2 separate regions of the Homo sapiens genome follow, and region 1 is linked to region 2. A link is an interaction called in ENCODE POLR2A ChIA-PET data of the cell type or tissue named here. Cell type or tissue: B cell. All regions are shown on one strand. Each heading gives the region's core, and the rest is flanking DNA. Links, peaks and the distances in the headings are about the cores only.

The links. ChIA-PET counts read pairs that join two places held together with the same protein. Peaks named below come from ENCODE experiments on the same cell type or tissue, not always from the same donor. Only the 100,000 strongest peaks of a DNase experiment are listed, where the experiment ranks them.
Region 1: POLR2A ChIA-PET joins it to region 2 with 6 read pairs; 7 of 35 experiments call an interaction of 5 or more read pairs at or near these places.

The regions. Positions count from the first base shown.
Region 1 is chr10:14,964,737-14,968,736 of GRCh38, forward strand. It overlaps MEIG1 (meiosis/spermiogenesis associated 1), which reads left to right. Exons shown (of 3, transcript NM_001080836.3): 2 at 1,704-1,870. The coding sequence starts at 1,733. Among named protein-coding and RNA genes, the nearest start is that of MEIG1, 7.3 kb to the left of the region's middle. In B cell, for the core only: no CTCF peak of the experiment used is centred there; no DNase peak of the experiment used is centred there.
Region 2 is chr10:14,170,428-14,178,951 of GRCh38, forward strand. All of the region lies in intron 2 of FRMD4A (FERM domain containing 4A), which reads right to left. Among named protein-coding and RNA genes, the nearest start is that of FRMD4A-AS3, 100 kb to the left of the region's middle. RefSeq lists an enhancer at 5,021-5,520 and a silencer at 6,880-7,041. In B cell, for the core only: no CTCF peak of the experiment used is centred there; a DNase peak (open chromatin) is centred at 3,534; H3K4me3 peaks cover 1,085 bases; H3K27me3 peaks cover 3,000 bases.

The sequences.
Region 1 (4,000 bases), core at 1-4,000, 790 kb after region 2:
GCCTCCCAAGTAGCTGTGATTGCAGGCACCTGCTACCACGCCCAGTTCATTTTTTTTTTTTCCTTTTTGAGAAGGAGTTTCGCTCATGTTGCCCAGGCTAAAGTGCAATGGTGTGATCTCAGCTCACTGCAACCTCCACCTCCCAGGTTCAAGTGATTGTCATGCCTCAGCCTCCCAAGTAGTTGGGATTACAGGCATGTGCCACCATGCCTGGCTAATTTTGTATTTTTAATAGAGACGGGGTTTCACCATGTTGGCCAGGCTGGTCTTGAACTCCTGACCTCAGGTCTCCTGACTTCAGTCTCCCCAACTGCTGGGATTACAGGCTCGAGCCACCATGTCCAGCCTTTCCCTGTTATACCTTTAATGTATTTCTTGACCTTTTAAACATAATGAGCATTTGTTATTGTGATTGAAAAAAATTCATAAAATATTAATTTATTTACAGGATCTGACTTTAATGTGTTTCAGCCAATAGAAATATATTTTAATAGAAGAATGCATTCAAGGAATCATAGTGAAAATTCTGTACACTTTATTTCAGTTAAATGACTGATATATTTTGTTAATAAAATAAGTAGCTGAGAAAACAAGTGTAAGATTATGCCTTTGAAAAACTTGCTATGGAAGTTCGGTGAATAGACAATTACATGAACTAAAGTCGTATATTAGACTTTCCAAGACTATTAGTGACCTCCTACACTGTTTTTAAATCCATGGTCTCAGTACCACGACAGCCACACAGTGTGCATGGAATCTGTGTTAGGCCATTTTCTCACATTAGTTCATCAAAAGATCAGGTACTACAGTGACCTCAGTAAATGAATTGCAGCAATTGGGATGTCTCCAAGCAATTAAGAAGTGAAAAAGAATAAACCATCCCCTCCCAGAAACAAGAAAGCGAACAGAGTGAGAAGACGGGTCTTACATTCCCTTTTTGAGAGAGAGAGAGAGAGAGAGAGAGAGAGAGAGAGAGAGAGGTGCAGCTTTGAATATAAGTAATGGAATGGTGGTGGATATTTTGACAATCTACTGAGCATGTTTTCAGAAATGTGCAAACTATTACCTGGAACTCCAGTATTTGCATACAGCTTTTAGAACATCACTCCGTAACTCCAACTCTGACTGGGATTTTATTGATAAAGAAAAAAACAGTTTTGTATGTATCTTTCAGGGACTTGGGGTTTTTTTTGTTTGTTTCTTACAGTTTTATCCCCACAAAATAGAGCATGAATCCTTCTCAATCTTGGAATTGTATGTTTAAAAACTACTATATTTAATGGGATTCTCAACTCTAAGTATAATTTTTAAGTGTTAGTTTTATTTATTCTTTTTTTTTTTTTTTGAGATGGAGTCTTGCTCTGTCACCCAGCTTGGAGTGCGGTGGCACAATCTCAGCTCACTGCAACCTCCACCTCCTGGGTTCAAGCCATTCTCCTGGCTCAGCTGCCCCAGTAGCTGGGATGACAGGCGTGCACCACCATGCCTAGCTAATTTTTGTATTTTTAGCAGAGACGGTGTTTCACCATGTTGGCCAGGCTGGTCTCAAACTCCTGACCTCATGATCCACCTGCCTCAGCCTCCCAAAGTGCTGGGATTACAGGTGTGAGCCACCGCACCCGGCCAGTTTTGTTTATTCTTAAAGGGAATTTCAAAATTGTCACTATTACATTATCCATTAATGTTGTTTTAACATCTTTCAGATATTATTGATAATAAGGCCTCTGTAACCATGGCTAGTTCTGACGTAAAACCAAAATCAGTAAGTCATGCCAAAAAATGGTCAGAAGAGATAGAAAATCTGTACAGATTTCAACAAGCAGGATATCGGGATGAAACCGAATATAGACAAGTGAAACAAGTTTCTATGGTAAGATTTCTGTCTCTACAAACCTCAACTCGAAATGTATTTCTCAGATGCTGAAAAGTATTTTATAAACAACCAGAGAATAACTGAAGGAAATTCGACTCCAACTCTCTCATTTTATTTGTTTTCTTTTATTTACTTTTATTTTATTTTTTGAGACAGAGTCTCATTCTGTCACCCAGGCTGGAGTGCAGTGACGCAATCTCGGCACACTCCACCTCCCGGATTCAAGGGATTCTCTTGCCTCAGCCTCGTGAGTAGCTGGGATCACAGGCGTGCACCACCACGCCTGGCTAATTTTTGTATTTTTGTAGAGACGGGATTTTGCCGTGTTTGGCCAGGCTGGTCTTGAACTCCTGACCTCAAGTGATCCACGCGCCTAAGCCTTCCAGAGTGCTAGGATTACAGGCAATAGCCAGGACGCCCAGCCAGACTCTCTCATCTTATTAACGGGGAGAGGCCCAGAAGAATGATTTGCAGGCAGAGTGGGAGAAGAGGTGGTCGTTTAGCTGGGCACATTCAGAATTTTCTCTTTTATTGAGCAACTGTGCTCTGCTAAATGAATCTTTTGCGGTAGACCACAAAAAAAAAGCTTTTTTCCTCACTCAGGTGATTTCATTATCAGATAATCAGTATGTTGGGTAACTATTATTTCCCTCCTGTTACTTTTTATTTTAACCATGAATTAGAAAGAGGTTAAAATCCTGTGGTTTTTGGGGCAATTATACCTTACAAACAAAAGTGTTAGAACAACTCGTGACTTTGATAGTATATCCCAGGCTTTCCTGAGAGGGTAGAGACCTAGCTTTGCTTTATGAAGGCTAGACCAAAGTCTAGATTTGGCTCCCGTTTATACAGTGTGGTTCTTCTTAACTTATTTATTCTCTTGGCTACTAAGATATTTTTTTTTTTTTTTTTTGAGACAGAGTCTCACTCTGTCACCCAGGCTGGAGTGCACTGGCGCAATCTCGGCTCAGTGCAACCTCCACCTCCCGGGTTCAAGTGATTCTTAAGAGACGTGTTTTTACAAATTCAGTTCACCCCTGAACAACACAGGGACTAGGGGCTTCAATGCTTCATGCCGTCAAAAATTTGTGTATAACTTTTGACTCCCCAAAACAACTACTAGTAACCTAGTGTTAACAGAAACTCTTGCCCATAAGGTGAATAATTGATCAACCCAGGAATACACTAATATCTTGATATATTTTATGCATTCATGACAAACCTTTTCTTAATTATTTTTGATATTTATAGTCTGTGTGGTTTGCAACTTTTTTCAAATCGTTGCAAATCTCAAAAAAAATTTCAACAAATTTTTTGAAAACAATCCATGTATATATGGACTCCCCAAGTTCAAACTTGCATTGGTCAAGGGTCAACTGTATTGTAAAATATGACATAGTATTCATAAATATATTTTAATTTTTAGATTTGGGATTATAACAGTGTTTATTAACTCAGTTGTTTATTTTTATTTTTTACTAACTCATCATTTTTCAGATTCTAATGTGTAGATTTTGCAGATCACTATAAGCTCTTCTTTTTCTTTTATTCTATTCTTTGACCTCTACTTAAAAATTCCTTTAAAAGTACATAGGAGGCTGGGAGTGGTGGCTCACGCCTGCAATCCCAGCCCTTTGGGAGGCCGAGGTAGGCAGATCACTTGAGGTAATGAGTTTGAGACCAGCCTAGCCAACATGGTGAAACCCTGTCTCTACTAAAAATACAAAAATTAGCCGGGCATGGTGGCATGCACCTGTAGTCCCAACTACTTGGGAGGCTGAGGCAGGAGAATCACTTGAGCCCAGGAGGCAGAGGTTGCAGTTAGCTGAGATCACACCATTACACTACAGCCTGGGCAACAAAGCGAAACCCCATCTCAAATAAATAAATTAATTAATTAAATTAAAATTTTAAAAGTACATAGGAAAAATAATGGAGGCAATACGGAACTATCATGTTATTACCTCTTTAATAGACATTAATTTAATGACATTATTGTGGTTAACAATAGAATTTAAAATACTGATCAAGTGAAGATTGATTACTGTGACTTCCATGTATCTGTCTTCTCAACCATTATACTCTATCCCCATTGCCAAGGATAATTTTCATTACTATATCATCTAT
Region 2 (8,524 bases), core at 1,850-5,849:
ACAGTTACTTTATGCCACAAATCACAAATGTTCCTCGAAAAAAGTATCTGAAGTACAGCGCAGGATATGTCTTTGTAGGAGAAATAAGACAGGGTCAGACAGAGAAAAAGACACCAACGCTGGGAAGTTAGGTGATTGTAAACTGAGAGCAGGTGTTAAAGGAAACCATATTGGAGTATTCAGAAAAACTCAAATTAGCACACGAAATAGTTAATCAACTTTTTAAAAGTTACAACTATCCTTTCTAGGGTTAATTTCCATCCACTCTCTATTTACCGCACAAACATTTGGTAAAAACATAGCTATAATCTTATTTGGATATTTAAGAAAAGAACTCCAATCAAGCCATCTTCCCTCCCTTCCACTCCCCTACCTCTCTTCCCTGGCCTCTTCTCCCCGTCCTCTCCTCTCCTCTTTTCTTCCCCTCCCTTCCTCTCCACCTTCTTTTGATGCCACAGTTTCTTCAGATTACACTCCTTACAGTCATGAAAAGTAAAGACTTGGCCTGATTTCATGTGGCCTTACCAAAGTGCTCCCTGCAAATTTTGCAGCCACCATGAATCACAAGACGCTGAATACGAGGGGAGTTTTTTTTTTTGTTTATTTGTTTGTTTTTTGCGAGCCTCATTCACTAGAAGCAGGGCTCAGAAGATTAGATGGAATTATGAAGTTTGGAGGATTAAAAATCTAACTAAAAGGACACATTAAAAAAATTCACGGACATGATTGATTATAAAATGATTTCCTTTACTCTCATAGAAGAAACCACTCAATCACCTTCTCTCTCTCTCTTTTTTTCTTGCTTTTTTCACCCCTGCCTCTGCAAACATCATTTGCTATGGTTGAAATCCTGAGACCTGTGTCAGGGCCTGCCAGAAGGCCAGTTAGAAATATATCCATCAGCCTAGAGACTCCTTTAGATTGCATTATATATAAAAGGAAGAATAAGCAGTGTGCCCAAGTGAATCCAGCCAAAAGCCAAAGCTGTGCAATGGCTGTGTATCACTGACAATGCACTAACTGTGATTAGGGGAGGCCAGCTGCCACCCTGTCTGTTTCTAGGTATGTCAAGTGTGGCCGCCCACCCAGGAGACAGAGTATGTTCAGGTGCCCTCTCTGCAACTGCCTTAATTTCAATGCTCATGAACTGTGTTTCTCACCCTGTTTTGCCATTTCCAGTTAATCTCATGCATATTTATGTGCCAATTATGCAAATCCCAAGATAAAAATGCATTAAGCACCCATGATTTAGACTGGTTAAGTCCATTACATGGTGTAATGAAATTATTGCATGATGTCCAATTTACCTCAATGCTTGCTTTAAACTGTCCATAAGTTATTGAATAACCATAACATGCCAAAATTTAGCTCTAGGAGGCTTCCTTTGTCTGACCTATCATCATACCAGGAAATCAGAAACTTCAAGCTAAATCCTCACCAAAGGGAGAAAATATTTCAGAACAGACTTAAGGAGGCATAATGTGATCAAAGTTTAAGTATGGCAACCACCTTGTCACGGATATGTCTTCTCTTCGGATAAATTAAAAATATCGCTGGGTAATTTCAACAACATTTGGACAGGGCAACTTAGGATTTAAAACCAAGCCTTGCCAATGGGATTCTCCTCTTGCCCAGTCAGGTCTTGTTCCCTCAGTCATGATGATATTGTAGGTCACTGAATTCAAATGCAGTTTGAATTTTCAATATGGAAATATCCATTTCCAGCATTAGAAATAAAAAGACTAAAAAAGAATTCACAGAAGCAATTTAAACACATACACATACACAAATCCCTTGAAACCTAAAAACTGAAGGGTTTGAATGAGAATCTATTTGCTATGTAGAGATTTTATGTTTAAACTTTGGTAGGACCCGAACCCCACAGTTTCCATGTTTATTAGACAATATGATGATCAAGGAACAAGCCATGATGTGAGTGATACTGATAAATATAATATGTGAGCAGCCTGACTCACTGACATCCATTTCTCCCCCGACTATAGCATGCCATTTTAATCGGCTCATGGTGTGATTTACGCAGAGCCTGGGTCCTGATTATTTGCATAGGAAACTCCCTTCGAAGTCTACGAGAGTTGTACTCGCGTGAGGTTAGGAGCTCGGATCCACAGATCTGTTAGGCGCCAGAGACTGCACAATACTGCGATAGTTTGCAATTTGAAAACCTGGTCAAATGAACAGATTACGATGCCATTCCCCAAAGCATTCAAACCTCATCCTGTCAATCAAGTGAGCTAGGATGCCAGTGTCATTTGCCATTTTCTTTGCTGTGGTAGGGGATCATGAAACAGCACCTTGGATTGAAGTGTACTGCCTGTAAGCAACAGGATTCCAGCTACATGCCCAGTGAGAACAAGTGGGTCACCAAGGGGATCTCAAAGATCTGCCAGCCCGCAGAAGGGCTGGAGTTAGAGCCTTTGTAACAAACTCTCACTTGAGGCTATCCTTCTAATGAATGACTCTCAGACATGGGTGAACATAACAGAGATGGGAAATTCTCGCAAAGGATGGGGTGTCTTCCTGCACAAGACCTACTTCTAACATTCTCTGAAAATATCATGGTCAGGCTCATTAACCAGCAGGAAAAAAAAATGTTCAATGACAAGAGTCTATTTGTGTCCAAATCATTACACAGGGCATCAAAGAGATGAGGTAAATCAAAGCTTTGTCCTATTGACTTTAACTCTGCTGTGTGTTTAGAGATCTATTTGCCCCTTGATTTGTTTTGAAATTTCTGGTTAAGAAAAGTAATATTTCTAGCATTATTGAAAACTTTGGATCTATCCATTTAGAGTTATAGGTAAATATAGCAGATATCAAATAACACCTTCATCGTCTGAGCTTATAATGGAAAACCCCACGTTCAAAGCGTCTCTTGAAAGTGAAAAAGCAAACTCCAGCCAAGAAGAACAAGCGCTTAGAGTCTTCAGGAGACCAAAACCAGTTCCCCGTGAGCATTTCTAAATGTTACAGGACCAAGTTCAAGATGTCAGGCTAGAGCAGTGCTCTGAAATCTTTTCTGCAGGTCTGCTATTTTTCCGAGAACACACTGGCCTCCAGAATGCATTAACCTACTTTCTACAGAGAGGATTCCCTGGTCCTCCTGCTCTGAAGAAGAGGAGGAGGAAGAGGAAGAGGAAAGAGGCTATTTCAAGTGGGAGCTGGGCACACTCTTTGCCTTAAACGTGTTACTCCTCCTGCTAAACAGCAATACGATCTGAGAAATTGGTACTTCCTGCAAACGAACAGCTCCGAGGGCTGCACGGCCCCAAAGCAAGAGTGACTGGAAATCCTGCTAAAATATGGCTGTCTAATCAACCGAGAGGCGAACTCATTTACTGAGGTTCCCATTGTCCACGCTGACAGATGGCTCGCTCCCCTCTCTGCTCTCCCCTTCCCCTCAGATCGCGCTGCCGTGCAGGCAAGCCTATTCTTTGAGAGATCCAGTTGCAATCGCCAGCCTAGTTCTGAAATGAGACAAAAGCTCCGTGAGCCTCCTCCCATGCACAGAGCCTTTTCTGTCCCTCCAAGCAGAAGGAAAAGAAATCCAGATCCACTCCCCTTACCTTCGTCCTCATCGGAGACAGGAGCCCTTCCATGGTGGCAGAATCCTCATGCCAGTTTCTGTCTCCTGCAAGTTACTCTCTCTGTGTGCCGTGCTTAAGCATCCCACATGAAAAGAGCCATGTCGGGAGCCGTGGTGGCTCCCCTCTCCCGGGTGGCGCCTCTGCACCGCCACCCGGTCTAACTTGAATCCCCAGCGCCTGCAAAGCGCCGTTCCTGGAGAAGCCTGCTCCTCTCCTCGCCCTGGTCCCCTCTCTCTTTCTCCCTCTCCCGCGCTCTCTCTCCTCCCTCTCTCTCCTCCCTCTCTCTTTCCATAATCTGCCTACAGCTCTCTGTGTACCCTGCTCACTTGACAAATGATCTCTGTCTTAGGTAACGCATTTGAACCAAGAACAGTGATCTGTAACAACCCACAGGGCAGCTCATCCAGGGCAGGAGGCGAGGGGGGCTGAGCCGGAGCATCCAGCCGCTTTGGGCTCTGTAGCTTGTTCTCTCCAGAGCTGAGAGCACTGTTGCGTTTGTTCGTTCATTCATTCATTCATTCATTCATTCATTCGTTCATCATTCCTTCCTCTCTTAAGAAGTGGGACTCCCACAGGAATGGATCTAGTTGACACCATTACTGAGCTGCTTTTCTGGTCTGTGTACAGAAAGCTGAAAAAGAAATCCCACTGCGTGGAGTACTTCTAAATACCCATGTTCAGCCCACTGTGAATTTCACACCTGGATAGTTAACTGGGTTCTTCTGCAGTTTGGCCAGATGTTTAGAGGCACATAACTGTAGCCTCTTTTTAGAGAAAGTTTCAAAAACAGATTTATGGACTCTGATCCTGAATAGTTGAGTATTAAAAAAAAAAGTGTGTGTGTGTCTGTGTGTGTGTGTGTGTGTGTGTGTGTGTGTGTGTGTGTGGACGCGCGCGTACGGGCACACTGTCCAGGAGTCCAAATAAATCAGGATTGACTGTTTCATTCAGCATTGCTGGTCACTTGGAAAAAAATACACAATGAAAGAAAAATGGCAAAGACCTAGGTCAGAGCATAATGCAGTTGAAAAGATGAGATTTTTCTGAACTTCTTTATGCTTGAGGAATTTTCTCTGTGAGAATAATTCAACATCTCTACTTCAACTGGTGACTCCTTAAATGTGGCTACACACATCTATGCCATCACCAAGGGGCCAGGACCCCTTTTGCATCATATATGTGACACATGTGCACCATACATGAACCTATCAATGTGATTTAAGGAAGATGCCCCTGTCCCTTGCCCTTCTTTCCATCTGTGATTCTTGTACTCACAAGACATCCCCAAGATAGGGCGAGCCACTCTGTCCTCCAGATGGAATCACAGGCTGGTCCCAGGCCCCTGCCTCTTCCTTCATTGATGCTTTTCACCCCTAATTAACATCCTTCTTCTCCTCCCGTTCACACATCAGCATTCCAATAGAACTTCAGTATCTACACCAACTCTATCACCTCTTGATCACCTCCTTCGTAGTCTCCAGTTTGCTTCCTTTTTTTTTTTTTTTTTTTTACAGGGTGTCTGTCTGTTGCTCAGGCTGCAGTACAGTGGTGCAATGATGATGGCTCACTGCAGCCTTGAACTACTGGGTTCAAGAGATCCTCCTGCCTCAGCCTCCTGAATATCTGTGACTGTAGGCATGCACCACCATGCCCAACTAATTTTTAATTTTTTTATGGAGACAGGGTCTTGCTATGTTTCCCAGGCTGGTCTCAAACTCCTGGCCTCAAGAGATCCTTCCGCCTCAGCCTCTCAAAGTGTTGGGATTACAGATGTGAGCCGCTGCTCAGGGTCCAATTTTCTATTCTTAACTCTTTCTCTGCGTCACCTTAGTTGCAGGCTGCAACCTCATTCTCACTTAACCAGACATGTACATCCTTTGACCAGAGTCTTAGCATCCTGACAAATCTGTAGACCCAACATATTGAGTGCAACTCGCTGTCCTTATATAAAAGATTATTGCCATTTCTGGGGGACTCTGGACCTTATTTCTTGGGTATTGACTTAAACAATACTTCTTATTTTGTATTGTAGTGTTTAGGGATCCCTAATATTTTCTTCTATTCATGTAGTCATTCAACAAATAGTTGTAAGGCACCTAGTATGTGCTGGAAGCTGTTCTTGTTCTGATGATACAGTGGAGAATAGGGTAGACAAAGTCCTTGTTCCAAGGCCCTATATTTCATAGCAGGTTTGATACAAAACTCAACCAACTCATCAAGCCCTTCCATCTATCATTGCATTATTCATACCAACCTCTCCCCATGTTTTTGGGTTTCTCTGTGGGATTGCAAACCTTCTGATGTGACTTCCATTTCCAGTTTAGTGCCAGTCTCTTTGTGACACTTCTCCTAACTGTACACCCATGATCAACTTTCTCCTAGGAAATAAAAAACCAAAATGTCTCCACGAGAATCTCATTCCTTCACCTCCATCTTTTTTTTTTTTTTTTTTTTTTTTTTGAGACGGAGTCTCCCTCTGTTGGCCAGGCTGGAGTGCAATGGCGCAATCTCAGCTCACTGCTATCTCCGCCTCCCAGGTTCATGTGATTCTTCTGCCTCAGCCTCCCGAGTAGCTGGGATTATAGGCACGCACCACCACTCCCAGCTAATTTTTGTATTTTTAGTAGAGATGGCGTTTCACCATGTTGGCCAGGATGGTCTCAATCTCCTGACCTCACGATCCACCCCCTCGGCCTCCCAAAGTGATGGGATTACAGGCATGAGCCACTGCACCCAGACTTACTTCCATCTTTAATTCTATTCTCTGTCCTCTTCCCCAGACCCTTCCTCTATCTCCCCAAAGGTTTCATTTTTCAGTGTCAGGGAAGGAAATCACTCTTGTTTACTCAAAACAGAGATGCCGTTCCTCATCCTCCCCGGTTATTGGCCCTGAACCATTAAAACGACTTGTTATCCCACTCACTGTTGAGACATCGCCCATGCCATGTGCTACATTTAGCTTCCATCCCTTTGGATTCTTCAATAACTAGAATAAGCTGCATCCATTATTTGCTTTTTTACTTTCGACAATTCTTTCCTGAAGCATTCTGCCCTGTTCATGACATGTAAAGGTTCATGAACAGGTTTGCACTGTTTGTGCCCTTTCTAAACTCAGAAACCCCTCTCATCAGAATTTCCAATCATGTACCCTTCTTTTTGTTTGTTTTTGTTTTTGTTTTTTTTGAGACAAAGTATCGCTCTGTTGCCCGGGCTGGAGTGCAGTGGCATGATCTTGGCTCACTGCAATCTCTACCTCCTGGATTCAAGTGATTCCCGTGCCTCAGCCTCCACCATGCCCAGCTAATTTTTTTTGTATTTTCAGTAGAGATGGGGTTTCGCTATGTTGGCGGGGCTGGTCTTGAACACCTGGCCACAAATTATCCACCAACCTTGGCCTCCCAAAGTGCTGGGATTATAGGTGTCAGCCACTGTGCCTGGCCCCAATCATGTCCCCTTCTCAAGAGTTTTATCCTTGATATTAAAAAAAATATATCTCTGGTACAATTGATTACCTGCCCCGCTGCCTCCTGGCCCTCTGTACTCTCTCTGGCTCTCAATCTCCCTAAAGGTTTGTTTAAAGTAGATAGAACAGAGGGGGGACTATGCCAAGGTTAAACAAAATTCGACTGATTGCATGTTTAAGGCCGGTTGTTTTCTGAAAAACTCCAACCATAGATTTTGGAACCAGAATAGCTTTCCTGAGTCAAAGGAAAGGACTTTCGGAAGGAATTTGGAATATTCTGTATAAGTGCACCACTTAGGGAGGGTAGAACTTTTCTGGTTGTTTACACACCAGCCATTTAGCCCCTGGAGCCTGGGGTTGTTCACCATATTTTTATAATGGTCTGAGAGGTCCTTGACGAAACCTCTGGAATCAATAGGACTTGGAACCTATCAATTAGCTCCTGAGATGATGCTGCTGTTGATGGTAAAGATGAGAATGGCAATAGCTGTTGAATGCTTACCTGGTGGCAGGCACTGGGCTAAGTGATTTCATGCAGTAGTTCACACAATTCCCTTACCCCCTGCCCTACGAGGGAAGTACTATTCTTACTGCTATACTGCAGAAGCTTCAGCTAAGTAATTCACCCACACAGCATTCAGTTCAATGAAGCCACTGCTGGTGTACTATTTCCACCTTGTGTTACTTCATTAAAAATAATCCCCACCAACATAAGACATACAAAGACTTAAAAGTACATTTTAAATTTCTGTTCTTTATTAGTCAGGGGTTGCAAAGTAAGCATTTGAAAGTATTTTATTTTAGACTATTAGGCTATTACATTGAGTACCTCGTTCACTTATGTATTCAGGAAACCAATATTCATTGAACATCCACTTCAAGCCAGGTTCTGTGTTAGACACTTAAAAGCACAAAGTCTTGTGTTTATCAAAGATAAACATTTACAAAATGGAGCACATTAGTCCATTTATCACTTATGATTTCCAAGTCCTTTAAATACTGATGACTGCACCTTTTATGTCTTGTGTGAAGTGGTTGAATTGTTGCAGGGTGAAGGGGGCAGGAAGAGAGAGAGGGTGGTGGGGATTAGAAAATATTTTAACCTGGGCAATAAATGTCCGTGAAGAATAATTGTCAGATCATTAGGCACCCTAACACCCTTGACATTGATCAATGTTACCAAAGTATCCAGAAGCAAGAACGATTTGCATTTTTGCCTCACAGATTTCTTTGGATTAGGGCACTCTCTGCTTGCAATTTACCATCTGGGGTTAACCCAAACTTAGAAAAAAAAAAGTCAATAAATATCAAATATGTAGACACTGGTGAAATATTAATTAAGTTTACACCACAAGAGAAAGGGAGTTTTCTCTGAAATCTGACTTAAGGAATTTCTACTTTGTGGTAGGTGGACTTCTCACCTATAGAGGAAAACTCCCCACACCAAGGAACCTCT